Linked DNA regions of Homo sapiens: region 2 is linked to region 1. Evidence: chromatin loops called from intact Hi-C (ENCODE). Cell type or tissue: IMR-90. All regions are shown on one strand. Links, peaks and the distances in the headings refer to the core of each region. The heading gives the core; the rest is flanking DNA.

Region 1 (16,095 bases), core at 1,278-9,277:
GGCTTCATTGTTTCCCGAGATTTGGTGCCCGTTCCTCTGGGGCAGAGGGAACACCGGAGGGTGGGAGGTGCTGCGCCTTCCAAGCAGGGGGGCAATCGCCGCCCGACCCCGCCCAACCTTGTCTGGGAGCCCAGGTGCTAGGGAGGGGTGTGGAAATCAGGGGTCGGGCGGCCCCCGTTTCTCTGTGCATCCCGAGGGAGGGAAAGAGTGGCGGGGGAGGGGTGCTCTTCGCTGCGCCCTCTCAGTGTCCGCTCCCGGCCACAGACAACGTGCACGCCGGCCCTGGAGCTCCTGCCACCCCCACTTCCCACAGCGGCTCGTGCCCCCAGCCCGCTGGATGCCCCCCAGGCCCGTCCCCGAGGGTTTTCCGAGAAGTGCTGCAGGAAGCGTTTGTAGATGCGAAAAGCAAGGACATTTCTGGGAAGAAACAGGTTGCGGTCACCGATCAGGCCCCGGAGAAGGGTCAGTGCCCACGGGGCACCTCCCAGGGAGTTTGTGGGTAAGGTGAAAAGGTCACACGCCTCCTGGGGATTGGCGTCTACACACACAGCCAAAGTACAGCCTGATTCCTACCTGGCACAAATAGCTGGCCAAAGGGAGGTAGGAATGCTGGCAAGGAGACTCTGGTCAAAGGTTTTGGCGGAAGAAAAAGGGGCGGGCAGGGAGAAAGCCCAAGGCGCGCGGGCCCCAGGCCAGGACTGCGCGCTCGCGACTCGGGCTGGGAGCAGTGACGTGCGCCCCTCGGGGTGCAGGCCGTTCCCGGGCCAGTGGGAGGTGCACCCACGGAGCCCGCACTCGCCACTCTCTTGCCCCGGGTCAAGCCTGTCTTCTCCTCCCCACGCGCCTCGGGATTCCCAGTCGCCAAGTTGGAAACTCGGCCCCCCCGAGCGCCTCTTTCCTCTGCCAGTTTCCTCCTTCTTCTCAGCTGTCGGACCCCTGGGAGGCGCGGGGTGGGAAGTGGGCACCGAAGGGCTGGGAGTTAAATGCCTAAGTTGAGCGGAAGGAGCACTGTCGAAGCCATGGGCAGCCCTGCGCCCGGGCAGGCGGGCAGGCGGGAGGCGAGGCGGGGGCGCCGACCGCGCCCAGCGCAGACCCCGGGGGAGTGAGCGCCGCAGAGGCAGCCTGGGCTCTCGGCTACTACCCGCGCGCGGTCGCCGCCTCCCCAGGTGCAGCCCCGCCAGTCCCAGCCCCCGGCTGCGCCGGGCGAGCGGCATCATCAGATTTAGGGTGACCCGGAGCGACCTCGGTCCAGGCTCGGAGGGAGAGGCGCCTCTCAGGACCTGGCAGGTTGACAGGGAAGGGGAACCGGGAGGGAGCGGCGGCCGGGGCGGCCTGGAGTCTCGGAGGCCCGCCTGCGTCCTGGGGGGACCCGACCTCCGCGCTCGCTCCGGAGCGCCCGTTTGGATAGCTCTGAGCCTCGGCGGGGTGAGCGAGGGGGCACACGAGGGAGACTTGAGCTGTGTTGTTTTTAGAAAACTGCCGCCAATCTCTCTTCCCCTTTCCCTGCTGAGTGTGCATTTTCCAGCCTAGACCCGCCAGGCCAGCAAATAAAGCCACCGGATCGTGCACTCCGGAGCGACTGCCCCCACCCCGACCTTGTCTTTCCCGAAGGGAATGGCTCCTCCGGCGCCTCAACGCACAGAAAACGCCTGCCTCCAGCTGAGCGCTTTTGCCAGCTTTCTCCAACCAGTGAATAAGGGATGCACTATGGACTCAGAAGGAAATGTCATATTTAAGTTCTGCCTCTGATTTCTCTGCTCTTAGCTGATCTAAGGTTTTTCTAGACTCCTTAGTTTCCACTCACAGTGCTGGGTAATGGAGCCCTACCGCACTGATTGAGAATTGCCGGCCAGTGGGTTGGTACAGAGCAAATTGTCCTTGCTAACAACCTTTTTCCTTTGCTGTTGGATTCCACTAAGTGGTGAGAGGGGTCAGTTTTAGATTTTTGCAATTCCCCAGCGTGGAGACAGGCCGGCTCTATACGAGAATAAGTGATAGGCAGAGGAAGAATTTGGCAGTGTTCCCGGGTTGATTTTATTTTGGTCTCTTGAACACATTATTCTTCCTGATAGAACAAATCCCTGGACTTGGTAGGACCCAGTTCCAGGGAAGGGAAGAGTCCTCTACCGCACCCCCAGAACGCCCTGCAGAGGCTGTGAGTGGGCAAAGCCCAGTTTCCTGGACTCCCACTTAGGAGGTGCTGCAGAAATAAGGCCTTCAGCTGGGGCTCCCTGAGTCGGATTGGAACCGTGGCCCATCAGTAAGAGTAGACTGGATGGTAACTGCTCGATTCCTTTCATCAAGCTCTCATCCCTTTGTCAGAAATAGATGAAATCGATTGCTCCCAGAAGGCCATTTGAGCCACTAACTCCCTCAAAGTACTTCAGATTCATGCAATATGGAGATTCGGGTTGGTAGTTCAAACTGCATCATATCTAGTCAAGTTTTTTGAAAACATCAAACCCATAAATTTCAGAAAAGCAATACAAGCTCCATATTTTTAGTAGGAGCTAACCTAGTTTTGAGATGTATGAATAGATGAAGTGAAACTGGAAAAACATTAAAAGTTGGAATTTTAATTAACTAATGTTTAAAATAAGCCTATTAGTGGTTATTCTGTCAAGTGACTGTGTCATGCAAGAGGTGTCATCTGGGCCTCATTTTTGGCCATCTCCTTGATTTGTACTGACAGAGAAGGAAGGAAATAAACAAATGAATCTTCACTTTCTGATTCTACCTTTTTAGCCTTTTAAAAGTTACCTTGAAAATTCCTCAAATATTGGAGAAACGACTACCAACTAAAACGTTAACACAAAGTTACAATGTGAAGTTTTTGTGATACAGTATATTTACTAACCAACAAGATGAAGAAAGATAATGCTAAATTTTGAATCACACTAGATTCAAAACATTTGCTAGAGTAGAGGTTACAGCCATATTTGAAAACTGTATTATTTTTCTGAGATAATAATATTAAATGATTTTGCCTTCATTGGATTACTTTTAAATTGGGAAAATTAAAATAATTATAACCAACAGAAACACTCTTCAAATCAATAGAGACATCATTAGAGAGAACATATTCAAAATTTGAAAGGACTGTTTTAAATAGGGCAATCTTTAAAATATAATTTGAACAACCAGAATAGAAAACTGGCTGCCTCTTAATATTTAATCATAGTTTTATGTAAATAGCTAAAATTTTAAATCAATAAAAAATAATTTTTAAAAATATCAAACAATGGCCACAACAGTTAAGAATTGTTGAATTTATTCTCAAAGGATGTAATTTCATTTTGCATTTTTATTAGATGACTCTGGCAGTTGCCTGTAGAATGGGTTATGGGCGGAGCAAGGGAAGAAATGAAGAGACCAGTTTTGAAGTAACCATAGTAGAATCTAAAGGAGAACTTCAACAAGGATCTGGCGGTGGAGATTGGAAAAGGATGCTTTCCAGATGTATTGAGAAAGTCCAACTGGACAGATGGTGGTGGATAAGCCAATGAAGGAGAGGGTGTTACCAAAGATTCAGGCCCTCATCACTGATGGGTGCGATTGCCTTCATGTAAGCAAAGGGACACTAGCAAAAGGCTAATTTGGAAGGAAGATCATGAATTTGATTGGGGTTAGGTACAGTTTCTGGTGTCTTTGAGGCAATCAAATGAGTTAGGAATTCAGAGGAGATGTTTGGATTGGAGATTTTAAGTTTGTGAGTCACTGACATGTAGATGATGGCAATCAAAGTGGAAGGAATGGATAAAATTGCTGAGGAAATTTCAGGAGACCCAGGATAGGAAGTTAAGGACCCTTTAAAGCCTGGATTGTCACAGTGAGCTAACAAAATACCTTGAGAATGAGCAGCTGGGTGGTAGGTGGAAAACCAGGAGAGCCTATTGTCATAAAAGTCAAGGAGAGGGGGAATTTCTAAAAGGAAGCTCTGGACAAGAGTGGAACACCATCAAGAGTTCCACTCGGATGAGGACTGGAATGCAATTGGACTTAGTGGTATCATGGTTACTGAGAATTGACTCTTCCAAGAGTCATTCAGTGGAGCGATGGAGGAACAGGACTAGAGGTCAGATTGCAATGGGCTGAAGAGTCAATAGAAGGTAAAGAAAGAGAGAGAACACATAAAGATAAAATTCTCTCTGGAAGTTTCTACTAAAGGGGAGGAGACAGACGATAGCTCTGGAAGGAGGAGATGTGGAGGGAGGTTGACTTTTTATTTTATTTTATGTTTGCTTTTAAGATAGGGTACTTGTGAACATTCTTGAATGCCAATGGATAGAATCCAGTATTGGGGGATATGTTGAGATTAAACTACTGAAAAGATAATCCGGGTGTTGATTGCCTGGGAAGGCAGGAAGGGATACAATCTACAGCCCAGATGGACAGATTTACCGTAAGTTGGAAGAGGGACAGCTCCTCTGTTATAGCAGTGGGGAAAGAGGAGCTGATGGGTGTGATTACAAGAAGGTTTGTCATTTCAGTGGGTGGGTGTGGGGGGCAATTTCTCTCTACTCTGGTTTTCTCTGTGAAGTAAGTCGTACCTTTGAGTAAGAATGACAGTGGAGGAGAGGAGCCGAAAGTGCCTGGAGAGCAGAAAAAAATTGACGGGGACGACTAAGCTGACCAGAGAAGCTGTTGTTATCATGTTATTGTTTTGATAATTTCGTAAGTTAAAAATTTGAGCTGGGAGCACATTTTCTATGGAAGGCATTCTCCTAGAAAAATTGGCTAGTTTTTCATGAAACTCAAAAAAATCTGCTTAACTCACAAGGAAGTAGTAATATAATATGAATGGTATTCTTTCAGCTTTAGTGACTCAAAGTAGGTGTTCTATAAATGTTCTTTTTTAAAAAGAAAATTTTCCAACCATTATTTACAGCACATTAAGGAATGTGTCTATTGATGGGTAGGAAAAGTTTCCCCCCAACCAAATAATTCTTTGTAATAATGTCTTCACTTCCTCCCTGCCCTTTGTGCTTTATCCTCCTAGAGATAGCCAAAGAAGAATTTAAAGTTATCATTTATGTCCTGTACCAGACCTCCACAGACTGGCTTATTTGGATAATTCAAGTGAAATACAACCAAGATGTTTCTTTAGTTTTGCGAAGTCTAGACTCAACATCAATATTGCACACATTTTTCAGATATATATGTGATGTTTTTTGAATTGTTATACAATTTCCTGCCTTGATATTTCAGTCAAATGTATTGGGTAGGTTATCAGAGGGCGTTGTTTTCAAAAAAAGCCTTTTTCCTTCAATTTATTTTGTTAAAGCATCAGACTGCCAAAGAATCTTAACTTCTATGTAAGGGGTGATACATTAATACCTTTTTGGTTGATTTTCAGCTACAGAATGCACAGCCTTGATGGACTTGCTTTAATCCACACTAAAGCTTATATGACATGAGGAAGTCATGCAGAACAGAACAGGCCTTTCTGGAACTTTTATATTTTAAGAAGTCTTCAGCCTGTTAGTACAACAGGTTACCTTTTGGCAGGCACATTTTCCTCCTGCTCGAATGCTATAAACACCCCAGCAGGGACGATAAATAGCAATGTAGACAGCAAGGGAAAATATTTGCTAAAAGATACTCCTGCACTTTCTCTTTTTGATGTTTCCCTTGTAAGTTTTAGTTGAAGAAACTGGAAAAAATAGAAATGTAAAAGTTGAAACAGCAAAATTATAAAGTGACAGGTGATACAACAAAACATATCAGTTTGTACTCAAAATGTAAAGCAATAAAGCAAGCACACATTGAGACTCTCTAATTAGTATAATTTGCATTCACAAAGTTCAAAGTGGAACTTGGGTATTGCCATTCTCTTGCTTCTCTCCCTAACAAGCCACAGGTAGCCGAAATGAGGCACATTGAGAGTTCAAATTTGGCAAAACTCTGCAGCAATTCAGTGACAGAATAAAACATGGGAAATGGATGTTTTGAAATTGAGTCTGTATCTTAAAGAAAGTGAAAGTAAAACTTTATAATAAAATAAGGCTAAATCATACACAATTAGTGTATCCTTTTGAAAATTAGTTTGTGTTTTATAAGGTCAAATGGCTTCTTTAAATTCATACTGTGCTATTGTATCTAGCCTGGCATGTTTCTTTACTGTAGTTCTTTTTCTGAATTTTTAAACCCCTTTGTGATTTCACAGAGTTAGTAATTATGTTGGGATGTTGGGGCGTGGACTGGATGTAGCTAAACATACTCAGATTTGACTCACATTCAAATGTACTCAAACATTCAAATTTAAAGTTGTCTGCCAAAGCAAACTTCTGTCTCATTGATTTTTAAAATTCTCTGGACCTTGGTTTGAAAATGTGTTCTTTGGGTTTCAAAACAGTTATCTGTCTTAGATAGATCAACTCTGACATCTACATATTTGACACTAGTTCTGATTATGTCAAGTGCATATCTTTTATTATGTAGATAAAAGACAACAACTTGCATGTCACGTAAAAGAGGAAGCATCTCTTCAGGTCCCGGGTACATGAGTGAGTGGTGATCCTGGTTTTTCAGTTGCATATCAAGAAACACAACCTAGATGAGCTTAATGAAAAAGGAGATTAGTGGTCATAACAGGGAAACTTTGGAGTGAACTTGGCTTCAGGCATAGCTGGAACCAACGGTTCAGTGGATGCCAATCAGCAGGGTGTCTTCTGTGTTTTCATCTGAGCTGGCTTCTTTCTCAAGCAAGAACTCCCCAGGCAGTGTCAAAGATAGTAATGACAGCTCCGTAGTTAAGGGGCCCTTCAAGGTCATGATCACTGAGAAAGTGTTCAGGCAGAGGGTGCTTTCTCCCTCAGAGTATGTAATTATCATTAATAAAATTCTGATTCACTCCAGTTGGATGATGTACCCATCCCTGGGCCAGTTAGTTGTCAAGGGAGACGGGTTACTCTTAAGCCCACCCTGGCTGTGGGCATGAGAACACATGGTAGACAGAATGCAGACAGGCCATCTCCAAGAGGAAAAGGGAGTCTCTGGATTCTGTGATACAAATAAAGGGAAAAGGACGCCAGGCAGTCAGCGGAAACAGGTGCCCACCACTCGGCAGCCCATTCTCTTGGTTATAGTTAGTTGTTTTCAAGTGATAGTACAGTTGACTCTTGAACAATATGGGGGCTAGGGGTCCCGACCCCTCCCCTGCACAGTTGAAAATTCACATATAATTTTTGACTCCCCTAAAACTTAGCTAGTAATAGCTCACTGTTGGTCAGAAGCCTTCCCAATAACATAGTCAACTAACCCATATCGTGTACATGTATTATATGCTGTGTTCTTACAATGAAGTAAGCTAGAGAAAAGAAAATGTTATTAAGAAAATCAGAAGGAGGAGAAAGTACGTCTACTATTCGTGAAGTGGAAGTGGATTATCGTAAAGGTCTTCATCCTCATCATCTGCATAAGGAGTAGATTGAGGAAGGAGGAGGAAGAGGAGGGGTTGGTCTTGCTGTCTCAGGAGTGGCAGAGGCAGAAGAAAATCTGTAAAGAAGTGAACTTGCAGAGTTCTAACCTGTGTTGTTCAAGGGTCAGCTGTACATGTTCTTAGTTTTTGTTTTGGTTGGTGTTAGTGTCGTGTTTGTTTTATTTTGCTTTGCTTTCAGTTTTTTATTTGAATATCCAGCTGTGGCAGACAGCATGAATCTATAGATTTTACTTCAAAATCTGAGGCCAGTACTGTATGCAGGGCCAGCTGTCAGTAAAATTATAAAGCAGGAAGAGCTTTTGTTTGTTTTTTGAGACAGAGTCTCAGTCTGTCCCCAAGCTGGAGTGGAGTGGTGCAATCTCAAGTCACTGCAACCTCCACCTCCCGAGTTCAAGTGATTCTCATGCCTCAGCCTCCCGAGTAGCTGGGATTACAGGTTCCCACCACCATGCCCAGCTAATTTTTGTATTTTTAGTAGAGATGGGGGTCTCACCATGTTGGCCAGGCTGGTTTCGAACTCCTGACCTCAAGTGACCCGCCTGCCTCAGCCTCCCAGAGTGCTAGGATTACAGGCATGAACCGCTGTATACGGCCAAGAGGAGTTCATTTTTAACTCCATCTCCTTTTGGGTGTATGTCCCTAATTTAATTCGCTCTTCCCTGTCCTCTCACAAGGACTTCCAAAGAAATAGAGCAGTGGCAGAACACAATACTTAACTCATAGAATGGTGAGATTGCAGGCACCACTGTTAGCCAGGTGAGGAAGGTTTTTGGAGGCAAGGAACCTTCCAAAATATCTTCATAAGGATGTAAGGAACCTATGCATACTTGGAGTTGGAGTGTACTGCTGTGTTCAGACATTTAAAGCTGCCTTTGTAAAGGAAATGAGATTATATTTACTCTGGGGAGATTGCCATGAAGACAGTGCTTGAGAAGCACCTTTAAAATATGAAGTTTTCCTCAACAAATGCAACATTTTTAAGGGGCTACGACTGGTGGACTACAGGTGTGAAAAGTGTGCAGTATAACAGCAATAGCATCATAAATGGAAAAGCTTGGAACAGACTGTTCTTCTGCAGAGCATATCTTGTGTGGTGTGTTTTTTTCGAGGTATGTTAAGAGTCTTGGAACAAAAGAATTACTTGACTATATTGAGATGTATCTGGAACAGGCCCACACACGTCTGTGGTGCCAGTTTATTCTTTTACAAAATGTTACCTTTAAAAAAAATTTTTAAATACACACTTAAATGGGGATGGGAGCACTGTCAGGGAGAGTCTCACCTATGAAAGCAAAAAGCACAGCTTAATTTCAGAGCACTGCACTGGGAGTCCAGTCTCCGCTCTCCACAACTCTCAGAGAAATTCTGAACACAGCACTTTGTCATATTTTCCACTAATTTGTTCCCAAGGTCTCTCTCCGGAGAGCGTCTACAAACTCAACCCCTGCCCTGAAGGGGCTGTGGAGGAAGTGGGCAAGGTTGTCTACAGTGTGACTTTCTTGGGATACTTCTTCATCCTGGGGGAAGGCCTAATGTCTAAGTGACCACCTGTGAGCAGGTGTTTCTCTCACAGGGATCCGTTTCTACGAGCAGACACCCTTGTGGCTCTTGTTTGATCTGTGTTCAGTTTATTCCTACCAAGATAGCTACTCTCTAGGAAAGCCTGGATCGGTTTCCTCTCTAGGAGACCCCAGAAGGAGGTTGGGTTCAGGTATGTCAGGCAGGGGAGACACAAAGGAGGCAACTCAACAAAGCACATGAAACAGCAGAGGATGTGTATTACTCACAGGTCCCAGAGAGGAAGGGAGCAGGACTCATAGGGCCAGCTGGAAGTGGGGAACTGTCTGAGACACACACATGCAACCAGGGAGTGGGGAGCAAGAGAGAGAGTTGTAGGGGGGACCTGTGGGCCAAAGCCCTTACTAGGGTCTAGGGCATTACCCAAGTAGGCTTCCCATGGGAAGTTCTAATCGGTGGGTGAGCTCTGTGGAGACTGCAACTGAGAGGGGGTCACTGCAGCATATCTGTGTGTTCTATGTTGGTGGGGGAGTTGTTGGGGCAGTCAGTGGGGCCAGTCAAGTAGGTTGTATCCAGCTCTCCCTTAGGGAGGTGGTCACCAGCAAGTGGTTGTCAACCACCTTGAGTTACTGGGAGGAAGCAGAGAGCAGAAGACTATGTCAAAGATGACTAAGCCCTGCTCCCCGTATGAGAAAGTCAAGCCTAGATTCAGGACCGATGCCAGAGCAACATAAAACTATAGAACTCACTACATGCTTCATGCAGCTCGGTTTCCAGTGTTTCCATCTGTAAGAGACAAGTATTGAATTAAGTGATGTATCAGGACCTTATCAGTTGCCAAATTGAATCATTCTACTGTTTTTTTCAGCAGCTTTGATAAAACATTAGTGCAGGCTTGTCATTACCCAATACTACTGGAGGCCTTGAAAGTGTGGAGTGCTGTACTAGGATGGCACATGACGTGACTTATGCTGACATTGACTCCTATGCTGACATTGACTCCTTTGCACAGCTGATATTTGAAACGCTCTTGGTATATTTTCTTTCTGAATTGTTTGTGTTCCTAACATGGGCCATGAATCTCTGAAGTGGACATGGATACCATGTCCTATGTCTACCTGTACATATTGTCAGCTTGCAATAAGAAATATGATAATAAAATGAAGTTCTATCAGAGGAGTGGCAGGGGATGATCAAACCACAAAGAAAACAAAGCAAGGAAACAGCACAACGCAAACACAGACACCCCTCACCAAAACTCTTCTCTGCCTGATTGCTCTAAAACACAAGGCAAGTCAATATTCCTGTTCAGCTGAGAACAAGAGTGTTTACTTCATGGAAGATCTTTGAGAGTTAGCTAAATTAAAAATTTAAGGAAAAAGGCTTATCAAGAAAATATGAGTCAAAATGTGGCTGTTCCTTTTTATGTTTCTCCGATTTCGTGCTATTTTGCTACTGGAAATTTTCTGCCTCTCTGGATACTCTTGCAAATGGGAACAGATACGCCTAGCCTGGGTTCCTGCTCCATCATTCCCCCAGTTCTAGGAGCAGGAGCGGAGCACCACTGGTGCTAGGTCAAGTGGAAGACAAATGATGCCACATTTTTGCTGTGGATTTTCTTTTATGTCGTCTCTAGCTTCTGGACCAGCGGTATATTATTTTTCAGAGTCTTTTTCAGATCAATTCTGAGCTTAATTGCTGACTTGCTTGTGAGGTTGGAAGCTCTACCTACAGTGTACCATGCTTTTGATAGAGAAGGTTTCTGGGCAGTTTTTGGTTTTTCATAGAGGTATTGGATAGGCTCATACTGATTAAGCTGTGGCTCCAGCAAACATGCTCAATATTATGAAGTCCAGGAGGTAGGTTTTGTTGCTAACATAAAAATATTCTTCAGCTCCACGCTGGCCCAAAGCAGGAGGGGGAAGTTGGAGAGGAACTTCTTCATCCATCAAACAAAGTGTATATTTGTTGCCGTTTTGACAATCACATCCCTTAGTAAAAGATGTACTTGAAAAACAATATAAATAAAATAAAGTTTCATAAAGGCTCCCAAACATTCTTCCTTTCCCCCTGAGGCTATAATGACTATCCTGGTTTTAAAATCCCTTTTCTTATTCCTTCTGAGTTTTCCCATTTCGTGCTCCCTGGGAGCATCTCTGTAAAATAAGCCTGTGGAAAATGGGTAATGAGGAAATCGTTGCCTTAATTGAAGGTCGCATCTACAAAGGTCCAGGTAGGTGCACTTTGGCTGATGGAAAAATCCCCCAGAGTGACATCCTGCTGCCCTGAAATAGAGGCTCGGTTGTCATTTGTTAGAACAACGGTGGCGCCTGGTTGGCATCTCGAGTGTTGTCTTTGTTAATCTCACAACCAGGTGATTTCCATTACTGACGACACCCCACATGGGAAGGGGGCAAGGAAGGGCCCCCAAGGACTCCCATAATTAAGCACAAACACTTTTACAGTATTAAGTCAAAGCCGAATGCCTCCCAAATCCTCTTGGTGTTGAGTTCGTGTGCCCTACACAATGGTGACCTTTAATATGTCCCTTTCAGATCCAGCTAGATTAGTCCTGTGCTCTGGCCTTGATATTTTTTGTTTTGTTTTCTAGTGCTATTCCTTTAAAAGAAGAACTATGAGAGTGATTTTTTTAATCTGTTTGCTTACTTTTCTTTTCTTTTTTTGGCTTATTGTCAACATGTTGTGTTGACACACTTTTTAGCCTAAAACAGAGAGAGGACCTTCTAAATACAAAAGATAGGATGCTTTCAACAACTCGATTCCCTAAAGCACTGGAGAATTCTGCGATCTGTTAGACTTCAATGTAAGCATTTTATAGAGGTTCCCATGACAGGATTATTAGTCAGCAGTTTCACTTAAAGGTCTTTTTTATTTTTTTGGCCAGTAGACTTTCTCCTTCTACAGCTGCAACTGTATTAAATATACATCCCCAATAATTTAGCTCCTCTTCTTTCTCTGGTGGAATATTTTCAGTTATGTAATTTCAGCTCCTGCTGCTTATTTGGGGTGATTATTATTATATGTGGTCCCTAGCCTAGGAATGAATTCTGCTGTAGATACCAGTTTTTAAATTAGTTAGAATTCTGCCTGGTTCCCCACAGGAAAAATGTCATAAAAGATGGGCCACAAGACAGTCCACCAAGCCATTTTAAACTCCCACATAGCTGAACTTTCATCATTGGCAGCTCTGAGTTGTGAGGTCTCTTGTGACACTGGCCCTGGTTATTTTTAAGAGGGGCAAGAAAGGTAAATCAAGAGGGTAGTGATAGAAGCAGGCTAGAAAAAGCCAGGCTTTGGCAGCTGGGCTGCTCTCACGGGATTATGAGGGGCCATATTCTAAGTAGCAGGAATTGAAAGTGGTGAATGGATTCAGGTCCTGACCATGCATGAGGCTCCTGTCAGGAGGTGCCATAAGAGCTGAGCACATCAATTTGAAGAAGAGGCTCATAGAGAGTTGGGTGTCCTTCATGGGACCAGGATGGCGTTGAGGGGTAAAGGTGGACAGCAATTGCTTCTTATTTGTACACAGCTTATTTGGGAGTTGGAGCTCATCTTATTAATGAAGGTAAAATTATGACTTGAAAACCAACCATATTTCACTACTAGAGTATCATTATTTGATGCTTTCAAAGTCTCCATGTGCTTGCACCTTATTGATCTTGTCACCAGTTCTCCTAAATTCCAATCTGGATGCATAAGAAATATCAAATTGCCGAGGTGGGCGGATCACAAGGTCAGGAGATTGAGACCATCCTGGCTGATATGGTGAAACCCCATCTTTACTGAAAATACAAAAAATTAGCCAAGCGTGGTGGTGCACACATGTAGTCCCAGCTACTTGGGAGGCTGAGGCAGGGGAATTGCTTGAACCCGGGAGGCGGAGATTACAGTAAGCCAAGATCGCGCCACTGCACTCCAGCCTGGCAATAGAGCAAGACTCCGTCTCGAAAAAAAGAAAGAAATATCAAAGTGGTTTTGGTATAAAGAGCTAGCCTTCCCGTTGGCCTCAAGGATACGTTAGAGATAACAGCAAGCTGTCTAAATATTTGCAGACTACAACATTCAAAGATAAGGCAAGAGGACCAATCTTAAAGATTTTACAAAATAATTGCAACAAGTGCATGCATCTGTTGTTTCTCAAATCATGTTTTAATGTTTTAGCTATTAGGTGAAAATGGCTATGTACAATGTGCTATTTTTAAATTGTCAAGAGTAGATTTGGAAGGTTATTATCAATATCCTACACTTTTCCTTTCGTGACTCAATAATAATTTTTGCACTTTCATTTAGCCTTAAAAAATAGAACAATAATGCATCCAAGTATAAGGTCAATTGCAAAGTGACCCCTGTAGTTTTTGCTTCAAAACTATTATATTGTGCTATTTATAATATCAAATTGCCACTGTCTAGAGGCAAAATGATCATTTCAAAATCTTTGTAACAATCTAGAGAAATATTTACAAATATTAGCCACAATTCTAGTGTAATTTTTCTGATGTGTTTCTATTGCTGACAATTGTTTTGTAAAATCTTGATGATTGGTCCTCTTGTCTTTGAATGTCGTAAGTCTGGAACTATTTAGACTGCTTGCTGTTATTGCTGATATATCCTTGAGACCGTCAGAAAACCTAGCTCTTTTTCCCAACACCAATTTGATATTTCTTATATATGCAGGTTGGAATTTAGAAGAGCTGGGTGACATGATCAATAAGTGATTTTGAGAATTGCTCAGAACTTCATTTTATCTTTTTTTTTTTTCTCAAACAACCTTTAAAATCAGAAACTCTGGCATAGCACTCTCCAACTGTGCCACAGAAGGACATAAGGATGTTGGTGCTTTTTCCTGTCTATTTTTGTCCCCTACCAAATCACAGCCCTGGAAGGGAGCTTTAGAAGTCACAAATCTGTTCTGTTGCCTTCATGCTCAGTATCACAGAAGAGGGATAATCAACCCTCTTCTAAAAGGCTAGCCAGTGGAAAGGATTTCAAAATCAGCCAACAAGTATTTTTGCTTACTGTGTACATGGAACAGTATGGAAAAAAGAATATGGAAAACTATTAGACATTATTCATACCCCCAAGAATCTTGCACTTCATTTGGAAAGAATAGATACCTATATGTACACAAAAACCACCATCAAAACTTCTGAATTTGGAACAGGTCTTGAAGACCTAACTTTCTGACTGTTGTAAATATGCACTCTTGACATCCTGCCATTTGATCCTATCAGTTCATCACTGGGAAATTTTAATTGCAAATAAATTCTATCCACTTCTAAATTCTAAAGGCTTTAATGCATGACAGGTCTATAGAAGTTAAATGACCGTAGAAATTGTCAGCCTGGATAGAAATTTTGGCTTTACCAATCATTAATAGTGTGGCCTCAGGCAAGTTACTTAATGTTTTTGCCTTTCAATTTCGTATCATAAAGTGGGGAAAAATACTAGTATCTTCCTCATAGGGTTGGGAGAGTTAGGTGTTGAATTTTCAGAATAGCCCCTGATAGAGGGTAAGTCCACATCACATTAAATGGTATTTGTACAACTGTCATACAAATATTTGACTCAACTTTTAATGTTCTGTTTTCCCTGCTCCAGCTACCCGCTTTTTTTTTTAAAGGTAAAACCTCTTCATCTGTGTGATTAATGATAGAACTATTCCACTACGGTCACAGAATATGATTTATAACTGACTAGGTCCTCCTTGTTGGTTTTTAATGCCACCCTTACTACAAATATGGTATGAATAGTAAAAAAAAGTGGGCCAATTATTATGTTCTAAATAGTATACTACTAACACTGCATCCCAAGCTTGCAAAAATGTTTCAGGAAAATTTTTCAGGTTTCAGGAGGCCACCTGAGTTAGACAATGGAGGCCTTAAGTCTATTTTACTGATTGTGTTTTTCAGAAGCTTGAGTTTGTTCTGGACTTTAGCTTCCAATTGTGTGAAATGCTTGAATTGACCCAAGACTATGTTACCGTCATTCTGTCCTGTGTGTTGTTCTTTCTCAAATCCATGGATATTGGTGAAGTCCTAGTGTTTCATATTAATTTCTTTGGCAGATATTCAGTTTAATTCTTTGCTGGGATAGTGTGCATGGGTGTGCATGTGTGTGCATGCATGCACATGTGTACACGTGTGTACAGTATCATGCTTTTGTTCCACTCATAGTGGGATAAATATATTCCTTAATAACCTGGTCTGATATTCCTCCTGGAGTCTTACTGTTCCAGCCTACCCTGGCCACACTCTTGCTTTAGGAACTCTCACATTTATCCTTCTAAGTTGCTTACACACCAACCTCCTCATTTTTCAAAGCCCAGCTGAAATATCTTCTCTTCTGTGAAGACTTCCTAGATCCCCTGGCCAGGATTTGTCCCCTATCCTCTCTCTGCTCCCCAGCATTTTGTTAATTCTCCTTCTCAGTTGGCATTTTGGTTATTGATGTAGCTTCTGCTTCCTTTATGGGACTGTAGAACACTCTAGAAGAAGAGCTTTATCTTATTCATCTTTGTATCCTAGGGCCTAGCAAGTGGCCATATAAAATTTGTTCAGCTGAATAAAGAAATAATTTTAAAAAAAGAAATAATGAAAAGGTTCACATGGGGGTGTATTTTCTTTCTGATGTTATCATCCTAATTATTAGAAGACATGGAGGGTCTGGGAGGAGAACTGATTTCTAATGAACATCCATTTGGTGCCATATCCTACTCAATGTGGTTTATAAATTCTCTCATTTGATCTTTGCAGGGACTTTATAAGATTAGTATTATTATCCCCACTTATATATGAGTAAAATTAAGTTCAGATAGTTTGAGGCACAGGCAGAGTCTAATTTATAAATTCCAGGTCTTGGAAGTCAATGAAAACTAGAATGAGGACTCAAATTTACTTGATGTTACCCTAAAGCCATAGACATATTTAATGACACCGAAGTACATGAAGTGGTTTGACTTCTATGGAAAAAAGCTGTATAAATATGATAATGCCATTTTCTCATTCAAAAACCCTTCAAGAGCATTGTTTTTGCAAACCAACTAACTACATTCCAATTTTTCAGCCTGGCACTTAAGAGCCTTGATATTCGTTTCTGTTCTTCAATCCCATTGCTTC
Region 2 (16,095 bases), core at 4,652-12,651, 270 kb after region 1:
TTGCTAAAAAATAAAGCAAAGCAATAATAAGAAAAGCAAATTTAAAAATAGAAACAGAAATCCATTTGCAGTGAGATCTTAAAGCTTATTCTCCCACAGTAACCAGACATGAATTTGGGGTTGCCCTTCTCACATTCCCCCAAACTCCCTCTTGATCAATATTTGCTTTACTCTTCCTCAATGTTTCTCTGTTTATTTTTCCTTTCCAGACAACAGAACTTGTTACAAATGTTGTGTAGAAAGGAGCTACAGTGTGATCCGCACCAGACCTTCTCTAGTCAAGACTGAACCTATGGCTGGGTAGACAAAGTGGCTGCCTAGAAAGTGTATGACTTGAAGGCAGAATGAAAAGGTCCCAACCTGTATTAGTCTATTTTTATACTGGTATAAAGAACTGCCCAAGACTGGGTAATTTATTAAAAAAAAAAAAGATGTTTAATTGATTCACAGTTCAGCATGGCTAGGGAGGCCTCAGGAAACTTACAATCATAGCAGAAGGTGAAGGGAAAGTAAGGCACCTTCTTCACAAGCCGGCAGGAAGGAGAAGTGCTGAGCAAAGGGGGAACAGCCCCTTATAAGACCATCAGATCTTGTGAGAACTCACTCACTATCACGAGAAAAGCATGGGGGAACCACCCCATGATTCAGTGATCTCCACCTGGCCTCACCCTTGACATGTAGAGATTATTACAATTTAGGGTGAGATTTGGGTGGGGACACAGACAACCCATATCACTGCCATTCTCAGATGTATCTCTTCCTTGGTCTCCTTGGAAGCCCTAAATGATGGACTGAATTTCTTTAGACTGAAGTACTGGATGCCCTGTTGAAGTACAGGTAAAAGCTGAGAGAGTGGGTCACTGCCAGGGGATGGTCTGGGCTTTGGTTGTTAAATGCCAAAGCTGCATCTCACCTTAAGCCAACTGCCTGAACTCTCTTTTCATCTTTTCCATAGTTCCTAGGTAGTCACAATTCACTTTTATTCATTCATCCATTAATTCTTTCATTCAGCACATTTATATTGAGGATCATTTACTTAGCATTATGCCCCAAAAATGCATTGTTGAAAAAGACAGATGTTCCTGCCCTTATGGAGATAAAATGGACATTAAACAGCCAATTACACACTAATGCAATCACTATTGATTTACTGATTCAATAATTATATATTAAGCAACTACTCTGTAGTAAGTACTATGCTTGGTGCTGGAAATTTAATAGTTAACAAAAATGTCACATTCTGTGCTTTCATGAAACATGGAACTCATAGTCTAATCAAATATGACATAAGAGAATATAAAATTGTATACGAGGTAAGTGCTACAAAGGAGACACAGCTCTATGAGTATAACAATAAATATAACTACAATAACTTTTAATAGATGTGCAATATAAAAAGAGTAAATTATGACATCGATGACATAAAATGTAAGGGGGGAGTAAAATTGTAGTTTTTATATGTGATCAAAGTTAAGTGGTTATCAGCTTAAAACAAGCTTTTACAAGATTGTTATTTAAGACTCATGGTAATCAGAAAGCAAAAATCTCTAGTAGAAAAACAAAAGATAAAGAGAAAGGAATCTAAGCATACCACTATAAAAAAAAAATCAGGCCAGGCACTGTGACTCACGCCTGTAATCTCAGCACTTTGGGAGGCCAAGGCAGGTCGATCATGAAGTCAGGAAGTTTGAGACCAGCCTGGCCAAGATGGTGAAACCCCATGTCTACTAAAAATACAATAATTAGCCGGGCACAGTGGCAGGCACCTGTGTAAAAAGTAAAGTAGATGTTCCTCTTCAAAGAGACTTTCCTCCCCATCTAATTAGGAATAAATAGTAACTTCTCCTAGAAGCAAAATTTATTCAAAGATCTGTGCTAACATTCTTCAATATCTGCTAGCCGTAATAAAGAAATCAATGTACTTTATGTTCTTAGCTCCCACTATTTAGCCTAAATATTTGCCCTGACAGGCTTATACTGGTTCAAGAAAGCATTAGGTCACAGCCTGTTCTTCCTCATTGTTTGAAGGTGTTTTTACCTTTCTCAGCATTCCACAAGTTACTTGCTCCTTCCTTTGTTCTCCTCTGCCTTTGTCTCTTTTTAAAAATTCTAAGTTGCTAGCCAATCGGGACAAATACAGAATGTGAGGTCCCATTCCAGCCAATGGAAATCGGACACAGCAGTAGGGTGGACGTGTCAGGTTATAAATGACCCTGTCTCCTTTGTTTGGTGTACTCGTCATGGCAAAACCGCTGGCGAGTGTACACTTTCTGCAGAAAGACAAATGGCCTTGCTGAGGAAATTAAATTTATGTTCAAGTCCTATTTCTTTATGGCACCAGGGAACAAGCATTTCTAACAGCCTGTAATCCCAGCTACTCAGGAGGCTGAGGCAGGAGAATCGCTTGAACCGGGAAGGCAGAGGTTGCAGTGAACTGAGATTACACCACCGCACTCCAGCCTGGTGACAAAGTGAGATTCCGTCTCAAAGTAGCAAACAAACAAACAAACAAACAAAAAATTAAATCATAAAGGAGAACTACAGAGAAACAATGGAACAAACTACAAAACAAGCAGAAAACAATCAACAAAATGACAGTGATAAGGCCTTACCTATTGATAATTACTTTAAATATAAATAGATTAAATTATCCAATCATAAAACATAGAAAGACTGAAGAGATTTAAGAAACAAAATTCAGCAATATACTGACTACAGAAGATTCACTTTAGCTTTAAGAATACACATAGGCTGAAAGCTAAAGGAATAGAAAAATACATTCTATGCAAATTGTAACCAAAAGAGAGCAGAGGTGGCCATGCATATATCAGGCAAACTAGACTTTAAGTGAAAAACTGTAAAAGAGATAAAGTCATCATATAATGATCAAAGGGCCAGTTCATCAAGAGGATACAATGATGAATTGTAAATACATATGTACCCAACTTCAGAGCATCTAAATATATAAAACAAATATTAACAGAACTGAAGAGAGAAATAGACAGCAACACGGTAATAGTTGGGGACTTTAATACCACACTTTCAACAATGACTAGATCATTCAGAAAGAAAATCAATAAGGAAACAGTGGACTTGAACAACGCATTAGACCAAATGGATCTGAAAGACATATATAGAACATTCTATCCAACAACAGCAGAGCGCGCATTCTTCTAAACAGCACACAGAATATACTCCAAAATAGAACATATGTTAGGCCACAAAATGAGTCTTAACAAATCGAAGAAGATTGAAGTCATATCAAGTATCCTTTCCAACCACAATAGTATGAAAGTAGAAATCAATAACAGAATGAAGATTGAAAAATTCACAAATATGTGGAAAAGAAACAACACACTCTTGAACAACTAATTAATTAGTCAAAGAAAAAATCAAAAGGGAAATATGAAAATACCTTGAGGTAAACAAAAATGGAAATACAGCATACCAAGATTTATGGGATACAGTAAAAACAGTTCTAAGAGGGAAGCTTATAGCTATAAATGCCTCCATTAAGAGAAAAGAAATGTGGCAAATAAAAATCTTTACAAGGAAGTAGAAAAAGAACAATAAACTAAGTCCGAAGTTAACAGGAGGAAGGAAATAATAAAGATCAGAGCATAAATAAATAAAATGGGGACTAGAAAAACAATAGAAAAGATCAATAAAGTTAACAGTTGGTTTTTTGAAAAGATACATGGAATTGGCTCTCTTAGCTAAACTAACTTAAAGAGATAGAGAAGACTCAAATAAATAAAATTGTAAATGAAAAAGGAGGCATTACACCTGATATCACAAAATGCAAAGGATCATAAAAGACGACCACGAACGATTATATGACAACAAACTGAATAACCTAGAAGAAATGGAATTTCTAGAAACACACAACCGACTGTAGGGGCCAAGGGAAAACTTTCCCTTTGCCCTCTGAAGGTTCACTGAAAATGAACTGAAAAGGGCGGATTAATAAAAGAAAAAGCATACAAATTTATCTATGTGCAAAGAGAGGGAAATCACAAAGTGCAATGAAGTACAGATGGTTCTATACCCTTCTTAGAGGACGGGGAGATAGGGAAGTGTGTAGGAGTAGTAAACGATTTTTAGGGGAATTCAATGGGCTTGAAGAACGTATAATGGCCTAGAAAAAAAGTCTGTTGGGCCCACAGAGCAGACATAATGGTTTGTGAGAAAAGTCTCTCCAGGTGTGTTGACAGACTTCAGTCTTTCTTTCTGCCATATGAGTTCAGTTCATGAAAACTTAAGAAAGGGAGCAGAGGTGATTGTTTTTTTCTTGAATGGGTCCAAACTTCTGGCAGATAAGGGAACTTCACAGAACAACTTCATCCTTTGCTTTGAGAGAGACAAAGAAATGAGAGGCAGGAGAAGGAGGAAGGTCCGAGAGACCTTGAAGCTTCTTCAGTTCATCATGTCAAAGTGCCATATTTTGGGGTATCAGTTTCTGAGCCCCAACAGGGGTAAACATAAAGCTTGCTTTCTCAAACAAGCATTCCAACATCCAACAGCTCTGTTAATTTCCAAGAGTACTGTAAAATATATTTTTTCAACCAAATTATATGAATGATCTGGTTAAAAAAGACTTTACAATAAATACATAATATACTTTTAGTACTAATAAAACCAAGAAAGACTGCTTAAAATAAAGACATAATATGCTTATACTACTATTTTAAAAAAGAAAGACTGCTTACACAAAGGAATTAAATTATACCGAATTTAACAGGACACACACACCCTCACTTCTAAGGTAATATCTGAAAAATATTCTCTGATTAATGAAATTAAAAGGCATAAGCATGATCTGTAAAAAGTAACAGGATTTCAATCCTAATAATTAATATATTAACTAATTCCAGAAGCAGATCAAGTGATACTAAAAAGCTTCTGCATACCAAAGGGAACAAGCAACAAAGTTAAACGGAAGCCTATAGAATGGGAGAAAATGTTTGCAAACCTCACATCTAATAAGGGGTTAATATCCGAAGTATAGGCTGGGTGGGGTGGCTCATGCCTGTAATTCCAGCACTTTGGGAGGCCGAGGAGGGCGGATCACCTGAGGTCAGGAGTTTGAGACCAGCCTGGTGAACATGATGAAACCCTGTCTGTACTAAAAATACAAAAATTAGCTGGGCGTGGTGTTGTGTGCCTGTAATCCCAGCTACTTGGGAGGCTGAGCTAGGAGAATTGCTTGAACCCGGGAGGTGGAGGTTACAGTTAACCAAGACGGTGCCACTAGCCTGGGTGACAGAGTGAGGCTCTGTCTCAAAAAAAAAAAAAAAAAAAAAAAAAAAAAAAAAAATCCAAAGTATACAGGGAACTCCTGCTAGTCAATAGCAATAATCATCATCATCATCATCATATTTTTAAAATGGGCAAAGAGTGGAATAGATATTTCTCAAGAAAAGACATACAAATGGCCCACAGGTAACTGAAAAAGTGCTCAACATCACGAATTATTATACATAAATCAAAATCACAATGAGCTATCACCTCATACCTGTTAGGGTCCTAATTATTGAAAAAGCAAAATATAACAAGTGTTTGGGAGAATATGGGGAAAAGGAACCTTGGTACACTGTTGGTGGGAATGTAAATTGTTACACTCATTAAGGAATACCATAAAGGTTCCTAAAAAAATTGAAAGTAGAACCACCATGTGATCCAGCAATCCCACTTCTAGATATTTATCTAAAAGAATTGAAATCAGTATCTTGAAGTCATAGCTGCACCACCATGTTCACTGCAGCGTTATTCATAACAGCAAAGATTTGGAAACAACCTAGATGTCCACTAACATGCAAATGAATAAAGAAAGTATGATGTATATATGCATGGCACACTATTTAACCTTTGAAAAGAAGGAAATCTTGTCATTTTTAACAACATTGATGGACCTAGGGAACAATTTGCTAAGTGAAATAAGCCAGACACAGAAAGACAAATTCTGTATGATCTCATTTATTCATTTATATGTGGAATCTAAAATAGTCAAACTTTTAGAAGCAGAGAGCGAATGCTGGCTACCAGGAGGGTGGGGAAGGAGAAATCGGGAGGTTATGGCCAAAGGGTACAATGTTATACAGGATAAATAAGTTCTACAGATCTACTATGCAGTATAGTGCCTGTAACTAACAATACTGTATTTTGTACTTACATTTTACTGAAAGGGTAGATGTTACGTTAAGTGTTCATACCACACACATACACACACACACACACATAAAATAATAATAAAGGGAGTGGGCAGGAACTTCAGGAGTTAATGGATTGATGAATATATTTATGAACTTTATGGTGGTTATGGTTTCAGGAGTGTATACTTATCTCCAAACTTGTCAAGTCGTATACATTAAACAAGTATAACTTTCAACCTGTCAATCATATTTCAATAAGGTGATTTTTCTAAAAAGAAGATATTCTCTCATGTTTTCTTCCAGAAGATTCATTATTTAATCATTTATATATAAGTCTATAAATCCACCTCTAATTTGTTTTGGTGTATGTTATGGGTAGAGGTCAGATTTCATTTTTTTCTCCTGGACAGCTATCCAATGGACCTATCACTGCTTACTGGAAAAGACCATTCTTCCATTTAGAGAATTGTAGCAGTGTTAAATTAATCAGGTGACCATATAAAAAGTGGTATGTTTCTGGGCCTCCTTCCACTGATGTATTTATATACCTTTGGTCCATACCATGTGTGTTTTTTTGTTTGTTTGTTTAGACAGGGTCTCACTGTATCACCCAGACTGGAATGCAGTGGCATGGTCATGGCTCACGGCAGCCTCAAACTCCTGGGCTCAAGCAATCCTCCCACCTCAGCCTCCTGAGTTAGCTAGGACAACAGGCATGTGCCACCACATTCAATTAATTTTTTTATATTTTTTGTGGAGACGAGTTCTCACAATGTTGCCCAGGCTGGTCTCAAATTCCTGGGCTCAAGCAACCCTCCCACCTCAATTTCCGAGAATGTTGGGATTATAGGGATGAGCCACCACCCCTGGATCATACTATATCTTAATTACTATAGCTTTGTAGTAATTCATAAACTTGCTGGTGTAAATCCTCCAACTTTGTTTTTCTTCAAGACTCTCATGGCTATTCTAAGTGCTTTGCATTTCCAGATAAAGTTTAGAATATCTTGCCAATTACTAAAATTAAAAAGCTTCCTAGGGCTTTGATTTGGATATCATTGAATCTTTAGATCAAACTGGGAAGAAATAACATCTTTAAAACACTGAGTCTTCCAATTTGTAAAGATGGTAAACCTCTCTATTTAGGTCTTTAACGTCTCTCAGCAATGTTTTGTAGTAAAAACTAAAAAGTGTAGACGCTTTGTATCTTTTTTGGGAGAATTTATTTCTGGTTATTTGATGGGGTTTGTTAGTGCTATTTTAAGTGCTATCATTTACTTTCCATTTCAAATGGTTCATTGTTAATATATAGCAATAAAACAGATTTTTACATATTGACATTATATCCAGGGATATAATAAATTCAGTCTTTAAGTGGAATAAGGATCCTTTTGGATTTTTTACATGCACAAAACATGTCATCTTTATAAAAGATAATTTACTTCTTTCTTTATAATCTTTAAATTTTGTGTCTATTTTTCTGCCCTCCGGACTCACTAGAATATCTAGTGCAATGTTGAATTGAAATGATGATAGTAGACATCCTTACCATTAATGTAGTAAACAATGTTGTTTGATTTCTAATAGCAAATTGACTAAAATTCTAAAATATATATTGTATATTGATTTATTCTATTTACTATGTTTTTGTTTAAGATTTTTGCATCTATGGTCATGAGGGATATTGGCCTATAATCTCCCTCCCTCCCTCCCTACCTCCCTTCCTCCCTCCCTTCTTCCTTCCTTCCTTCCTTCCTTCCTTCTTTCCTTCTCTCATTCTCTCTTTGTTTTTTGCGTCTTGTTAGGTTTTAATATCGAGGCTATGCTGACCTAATATAAATGTTTGGTAGTTGTATTAGTCTGTTTTCATACTGTCATAAAGAAGTACCTTAGACTGAGTAATTTATGAAGAAAAGAGGTTTACTTGACTCACAATTCTGCAGGCTTAACAGGAAGCATGGCTAGGAGGCCTGAGGAAACTTATAATCACGGTGGAAGGGGAAGGGGAAGCAAGCACATCTTACCATGGTAGAGAAGGAGAGAGAGGGAGACCAAGGGAAGTGCTACACTTTTAAACCATGAGATCTTGTGAAAACTTGCTCGCTACCGTGAGAATAGCTTGCGGGAAATCTACCTCCATGATCCAATCACCTCCCAACAGTTCCCTCCCCTGACATGTGGGGATTACAATTCTACATGAGGTTTGGATAGAGACACAGCTCTAAACCATATCAGCAGTATTCGGTTTTTTTTTTCTATTCTCTGGATATGTTTGTTTAAATTTGGTATGGCTTCTTTTCTAAATATTTGTAAAATTTTATCAGTGAAACAACCTGACCTGGAGTTTTCTTTGTGTGAAGGTTTTTAATTACAGACTCGATATGAGACTATTCTGTTTTTTTACATTTCTTCTTCTGTCACTTTTGATGCATTTTCTTAGGAATAGTGTGTTCTACCTAATTTTTTAAAGCTTTGTCATAAAATTATTCATAATATCCCTATATTATTCCTAATGTCTCTAGAAAATGTATTTTTGTCCCTCTTTTCTGTCTTAATATTACTAATTTGTGGGGTTTTCCAGCCATCTTCTAAATTGGCCTTACTAGCAATTTGTTATTTTATTAATGTTTTCAAAGAACTATTTTTAAGGCTTCTACTCATATCTATTTTCTTTGGGTATAATACACGAGTCTTTTTCTAGCTTGTTGGTATAGAAGTTTAGATTTTTAAGCTTTCTTTATTTCCAACAAGTGAATTTAGAACTCAAAAATCTTCTCTGAGCACCTCTTTAGCTGCATCCTGCAAGTTTTCATGTTTTATTAGCTCATTAGCATTCAGTTCAAAATACTCTCTAATTTCCATCATGATTTCTTCATTGCCCATGAGTTATTTAGAAATGTTTTACTTATTTTCTAAACATTTGATGATCTTTACCATATCTCTTATTTATTTTTAATTCATTTTTTCTGAGGTCTAAGACATATAATCTGTATGATATCAATTCTGAGATATTTCAAAGAGCTTTCTTTGTGGCCAAGCATATGATCTCTGCTTGTTTGATCAGTTACAGAAAAAAAAATAGAGTGTTAAAATCTTCAACACCATGATTGAGAATTGGTCTACTTAAAAAATAATTCTATCACTATTAGCTTTATATGTTTTGGAATTTTGTTTTTGGGGAGAAAAGAATTGTTCTATTTTCCTCTTGAATTATCTTTTAATCAGTACCTCAAATAAAATATCTTGTCTTATGCCTTATCGATATGAGTATAGGTACAAGGTTCTGATATGAATATAGGTATAGGTTCTTTTGGTTGATATCAGTACAGTATATTTTTTACCCATCTTTTTTTACTTTTAACCTTTCTATGTCTTTATATTTATACATGCCCTTCAACTTACAATGGGGTTACCTCTCAATAAATTCATCATAGGTTGAAAATATTCCATGTTGAAAATGCAATGAGTACATCTAACCTAACAAACATCATAGTTTAACTTAGCCTATCTTAGATGGGCTCCAAACACTTACTTTGGTCTAGAGTAGGTAAATGTAAAATGGGGCAAAATTGTGTAACACACAGCCTACTGTGGTGAATACTATACACAGATGGGCATTTTGTAGACATGAAGGTGTCAGAGGTATGTGAACCAGAGCAACTCCATCTTAAATAGGAGCTGGGTAAAATAAGGCTGAGACCTACTGGACTGCAATTCCAGACAGTTAAGGCATTGTAAGTCACAGGATAAGACAGGAGGTCAGCACAAGATACAGGTCATAAAGACCTTGCTGATAAAACAGTTTGCAGTAAAGAAGCTGGCTAAAACCCATCAAAACCAAGATGGCCACGAGAGTGACCTCTGGTCAGGCTCACTGCTACACTTCCACCAGTGCCACAAGTGTTTACAAATCACATGGCAATATCAGGAAGTTATGGTCTAAAAAGGGGAGGCATAAAAAAATCCAAGCCTTGTATAGCCTGTTATCAAGAAATAACCATAAAAATGGGCAACCAGCAGCCCTCAGCACTGCTCTGTCTATGGAGTAGCCATTCTTTTATTCCTTTACTTTCTTAATAAACTTGCTTTCACTTTACTCTATAGACTCGCTCTGAATTCTTTCTTCCATGAGATCCAAGAACCCTCTCTTGCAGTCTGGATCGGGACCTCTTTCTTGTAACAAAGGGATGCAAAAATATAAAACACAATATCAAAAAAAAATCCTGGAAACACAGTACACTGTAAAGTATTCATTATTTACCCTTTGTGATTGCACGGCTAACTGGGAGCTGTGGCTTGCTACCTGCCCAGCATCGCAAGAGAGCATCTTATCACCTACTGCTAGCCCAGAAAAAAATTGAAATTCTAAATTGAAGTAAGGTTTCTACCAAATGTACCTCACTTTTGCACCATCCTGAAGTCAAAAAGTCGTAAAGCAAACCAGTGGAAGTAGAGGGACTGTCTGTAAAGTGTTGTGTTACAAAGAGCACATAGTTGCTTTTCTTATTCTGTTTGGCAATCTTTAATATAATTACTGATATAGTTGGACTTCAGTTTACCTTTTTAAAAAGAGTTTGTGTTGTGATATCACTCTGACTGCATGCTGGGTGTGCTCCTCCCTCCCCCTTTTAAGGTGTTAAATGTCAATACATACCATACCAAAGAGAGCAGTCATGGTAATCTAAATGTCTATTATTTACTTAGGTCTATGCAAAGCAAAGGTGTTTCCTTGAGAAAAGAATGGAGTCCAGCAGCAACAGAGGTCTCTGAAGACTGATTGAGGGAAAGACAGAGAGAGCATACAGTCTGGGGGACAAATATTTCTAGAAAAAGACCCTCAGAGTGGGATTTTTAAAAGATGCTAGAGGAGGTCTATTTCAGGCAGTCTTGGGAGATCCAACTAGGCAGGGTAGGGTGCTGTGCATGCAGCTTATTGAGGTGCAGCTAAAGTCAGTGCAGTTCATATTTCCTGGTCCTCACCCAGTAAATTCAAATGAGCATCTACCAGTTTTCACCCTGTGGGTACAACTGAGTAGACCACCAAGTTCATTTGACAGGTATTCAATGGTTTAATCGAAGGGTTTGATTTAATGGCTTAAGTGTGAATTTTCTGGGGATGAATCAATTGTATTTCTCCACAATTTGTACCCTCTGTTTTAATTCTTTTATTCATTCTTTTGTTCATTCTTTTAGGTTAATCAAATATATTTTTAAAGTTTTCCCCTTTCTTTTTAATTATTTAGTGTAATATTATTGTATAATCTGCAGCCTTAACTAATTACAATCCACCTTATTAAAAATTAATATTTGTGTTATGTCTCAAATAATGCAAGAATTGTACAATTCATCTCCATTTACTTTACTTGTCATTAACCAACAAGATATTCTTAATTTTCTTATAAACCATCAATATTATTTGCTATTTACTCCCATATTCACAGTTTCTAGTGTTTTTCATTCTTCTTCCAGTTCTGTGCTTCTATCTTAAATTATTTTCCTTCAGCTCAAAGATCTTTTGAAAATGTTCCTTATAGTTTTAGTCGTCTGGAGAAAAAGGTTCTCAGCCTTTGATTGTCTGAATATGCCTTTGTTTTTGCCTTCAATTTTGATCTTTATTTTATCTCATTTTCTCATAGAATTTTAACTGTGTTTTTGGTTTGTTTGTTTGTTTTGTTTACTTTCAGCACTTTCAATGTGCCATTCTATTGTCTTCTGGCTTTTACAGTTTCTGTTGAAGTCAACCATCAGTCTTATTTTAAGCTCCTACTTTGAAAATAATATTTCTTCTTTCTCAGGCTAATCTCTAAAGATTTTTTGTTTGTTTTTTTTGTTGGTTTTGTTTTTTTTTTTTGTATTTAGAAGTTTTAGTGTGATGTGCCCAGGGGTGGTTTCTTTGTATTTATTCTATCAAGGGCCCACTGAGTTTTGTGACTCTGTTGGTTTGTGTCTTTAATCATCCTAGACAATCTCAGCAATTATCACTTCAAATATTTTTTGAACCTGTTCTCTATCTCCTCCTGGAATTCCATTCAGACATGTTAGATCTTTGTCTGTCTTTCATTTTATTTTATACTTTATCTGTTTTCTTCATTCTTTTTCCTTTTTCTCTGTGCTTCACTTTATTTCTTATTGATCTATCTTTGAGTTCATTAATTTTGCCTTTAAATGTTTCTGGTCTGATTTTAAGGCCATAAATGATATGTTAATTTTGAACACTGTGTTTAATATCTCTAGACCATTCATCTGATTCTCTTTTATGGATTACAGTTCTCTGTTGAAATACTTTATTTTTACCCATTTTTGCACATCTTTCCTATGTTCTCTTTAACATAATAACCAAAATGACTTTGAAGCTCTTGTCTCTATGCCCATGTCTTATTTTCTGTGGGTCTGCTTCTATTGCTTTATATTTTTGCCTGAATATAGATTGCATATTCTTGCATATTCAGTAGTCTGGTAAGTTTTGATAATATGCTAGACAGTGTCCAAAAAAAAGTCATAAAATGTCCAGATGATATTTTTCACCAGTAACAATTTTCTCTTGCTTTCCTGTTAGGTAGGTAAGGCAATTGTCTAATCACCTCAACCGATTCATAGATTGAGCCAAAACAAGACTTGTTAGGAGTCTTGGTATGACAAACTTCATCCTTTGTACAACCCTTATTTTGGGGGATAGGGTGAGTGGCCCTTCTGGGCATTTTTCTCAATTGCCTGATGGATTTTTGTCTTCTCATCCTTGGGACACTGCAGGGAATTCAATTCTGTACTTCAGAAGTTTTGGACTTAGCTCTTTTGCCTCTTGCTACCCCCTGCAATAACCCACCTCTTCAACTCTCCCCACCAGCTCTGAAATCTAGGAAATTTCTTGAAGTGGAGGCAAGTTGGATGTTTGAATCAGGCTAACTCCCTCTGGTAGAACTCTTTTTCCTGAGCCTCCTAAGATTATGGAAGATTTTACTGAGCCTTTGAGAAGAATTTGACATTTTTAAAGTCTTCTATGCTTTTCAGTTATCTAGTGCTGTCTAACAAACCACCCTGAAACTCAGTTGCTTAAAGCAATAATAGCCATTTATTTTGATCACGAATCTGCAATTTGGGAAAGGTTTGATGTGGATGCTTCACTTCTTTGCTGTGGAGCTTTGGCTGGAGTGGTAAGAATCCAGTTCTATGATGGCTTACTCACATGTCTGGCAAGTTGGTACTGGCTGTTGGCTGGGAGCTTAGCTGAAGTTATTGGCTAAGTTTCCTCTCCACATGGGCAGGTCCATGTAGCTGTTTGGATATTCTCACAGCATGACTTTTGGGTTCTAAGAGGCAGGAAATGGAAGATGCCAATCTTTTAAAGCCTAGGCTTAGAATTTGTTTCAGCATCACTTCTGTAGTATTTTATTTGTCAAAGCAGTCACTGAGCCTGCCTAGATTCAAGGGTGAGGGACATAAATCCCAACTCTCAATAGAAGAAATGTGAAAGAATTTATGACCATCTTTAATTCACCACACACACGCCATCCCAAAGTTCAATAAATATTCTATGAGAAAAACAGGCCGCACTTTTGGGTCTCCTTAAGACTCCGACATGTCATTTCAGCCTTTCACAATCATTGAAAGCCTTGTTAGTTTCACTTTCCTTTAGTAGCATGCCTCTGAGTTAGTTACTCAATATAACCCTCAGTTCAGGCCCAGAGTCTGAAAATGTTCCCAGTGATGAAACCACAGGGGATGATTATTCACCTCTGAATGGCATCCCCTGTCTGGAATTCAAATTTATCCATGTTGTTTCTATAGCTCTTCAACAATTTGAAGCCATGGTAATTATTGAGACTTCTCAGTAAGGATGCAAAAAGTAAGAAGAGAAGAGTGCCCAAGAGAGAATCTCAAGAACCTCTAAAGTTAAAGAAACAGAGATGAAGTTTAGATCAACAAACAACAGGCAAAGGGGTAGGAAGAAAACCAACAGAGTGCAGTGTAACGGAAGCTAAGTTTAAGTGTTGACTAGCTGGGAGTGCTCTACAATGTCAGTTGTTACAGAGAGGATATAAGATAAAGAAGAAAGCTTGCATTGGATTTCGTGACAGGTAGACAAGGTTAGAGAGGTGGTTAGGTGCAAAGATGGGTACAGCAGCTAGCAGGCCATGGATTAAGGAGCGAGTGGGAGGTGATTGATTAAGTGAACACAATGTGAGTGAAAAACTCTTTCAGTGAATATGTTACAGGAAAGAGGCCCCAGTCCGGACCCCAAGAGAGGGTTCTTGGACCTCACGCAAGAAAGAATTCAGAGTGAGTCCCGAAATTCTTGTCTTCTATTTAATCAGGAAGCAAGAATGAATGCCTGTGTAGCTGTTTTAGGGAGCAGACAATGAAGGTGGTTTCTTTCTTTCTTTTTTTTTTTTTTTTGAGTCAAAGTCTCTCTCTGTCACCCAGGCTGGAGTGCAGTGGTGCGCTCTCAGCTCACTGCAACCTCCACCTACCAGGTTCAAGCAATTCTCCTGCCTCAGCCTCCTGAGTAGCTGGGATTATAGGCATGCGCCACCATGCCCAGCTATTTTGTATTTTTTTAGTAGAGACGGGGTTTCATCATGTTGGTCAGGCTGGTCTTGAACTCCTGATCTCAGGTGATCCGCCCGCCTCGGCCTCCCAAAGTGCTGGGATTACAATGGAGGTGGTTTCTATAGAATGGACTTCATTTATAAATAGAAATTTAGTTCCCTGCTAAACACATTAGAAAGCATGCAGGGTTAGAAGATTTGAGAATAAATGATGTTTGAAGTTAACCTCTGTGGGGAATAAAAAAGACAAATACAAAATAATTACAGAGCAACTTTGAGTCCAATCTCAGTCTCACCAGTCAGAGATGCTTGCAATGTAAGAAAACACAGAAATCAAACAGCTGATCTGGAGTTAGGTTTTTACGGGGCACGTGTAACAGAAGGACAACAGATCAAAGGAACTGAGGAGTTTGGCAAATGAGCCGATAAAGCAATAGATGATGAAGTCTAGGCTGTAAGGATGTAAAGTTAGGATACAGTGATAGGATGGAATAAATTAGAGCAGTCAGAGATATTTGGATGAGGTCAAAGAACAGTGATGAGATGAAAGGGGGAAATGTGTGGCCAGAGAGTAAGATGTGAAAGTTAAGCTTTCAGAGGTGGAAGAGTTCTAAGTGATGGCAAGGTGAACGTAGCAGCCACCTGAGTAGAGGGCTGAAGTGAAGAGCTAGTGAAAAGCCATCGATGCTGGGGAAGTCAGTCAAAGAACAGCAAAGTCCAGAGGCTGAACTTGCAACTCAAAGAAATCAGAAAAAATGTCAACAGGATTAGAGGTGTCAATGAGGACAATGAAGCTGATTTCCAAGTGTATGAATGAGAGACCCTGACCAGGGTATGGGTGAGTGACAGCAATAGAGAGAGCAAGTGAATGTTGGCCAAAATGGGGCATGACCTTCCAAAGAGCAGGAGCAAGGACTGGTATAGATTTGGAAGTGGCATTGGGCCTCCAGAAGGATGAGGACTACTCCATCTCTCAAGGCTCAGGTCTATGAAGCATGGGCCAATGAGCGCCATCTTTTTAAGAAGGTCACAGACAACAGGAATTCTCAGAAGGGAAGCCTGGTGTCTTCTGCTGTAAAGAGAAGCTGCTCCTGATACTGTCATCTACCTCCTGCTCTCACGGGGCATAGACCAACCTCTGTCGAGATAATGGGCTGGTTTTAGGTGTGTGCTGGTAACCGTTCACCTGACCAAGAGGAAGCATGTCTGCCACCACACTCTCTATCCACACAACTCCTTCTGAAGATGGTGAGACTGTCTTTGCAAAACTTATAACAGTGAGAAAATTATGGCAGTGAAAGACATCTGATCTAATGAATCCCCTTCTTGCCTTTAGCCTTCAAACTGTCCTTAATCATTCCTGGGCCTGGGCCAGGCTAACTTTGGGGGACATTTAG

What was found. Hi-C counts contacts between places; a loop is a spot of excess contacts. Peaks named below come from ENCODE experiments on the same cell type or tissue, not always from the same donor. Only the 100,000 strongest peaks of a DNase experiment are listed, where the experiment ranks them.
Region 2: a loop joins it to region 1, with 5 times the contacts of the local background. A loop is called at or near these places in 3 of 110 quality-filtered maps.

Annotation. Positions count from the first base shown.
Region 1 is chr10:33,335,622-33,351,716 of GRCh38, forward strand. No RefSeq gene overlaps it. Among named protein-coding and RNA genes, the nearest start is that of NRP1, 9.0 kb to the left of the region's middle. In IMR-90, for the core only: no CTCF peak of the experiment used is centred there; DNase peaks (open chromatin) are centred at 1,870 and 6,200; H3K4me3 peaks cover 1,054 bases; H3K27ac peaks cover 1,141 bases.
Region 2 is chr10:33,598,945-33,615,039 of GRCh38, forward strand. It overlaps LINC02628 (long intergenic non-protein coding RNA 2628), which reads right to left and starts at 2,086. Exons shown (of 4, transcript NR_187516.1): 1 at 2,039-2,086. In IMR-90, for the core only: no CTCF peak of the experiment used is centred there; no DNase peak of the experiment used is centred there.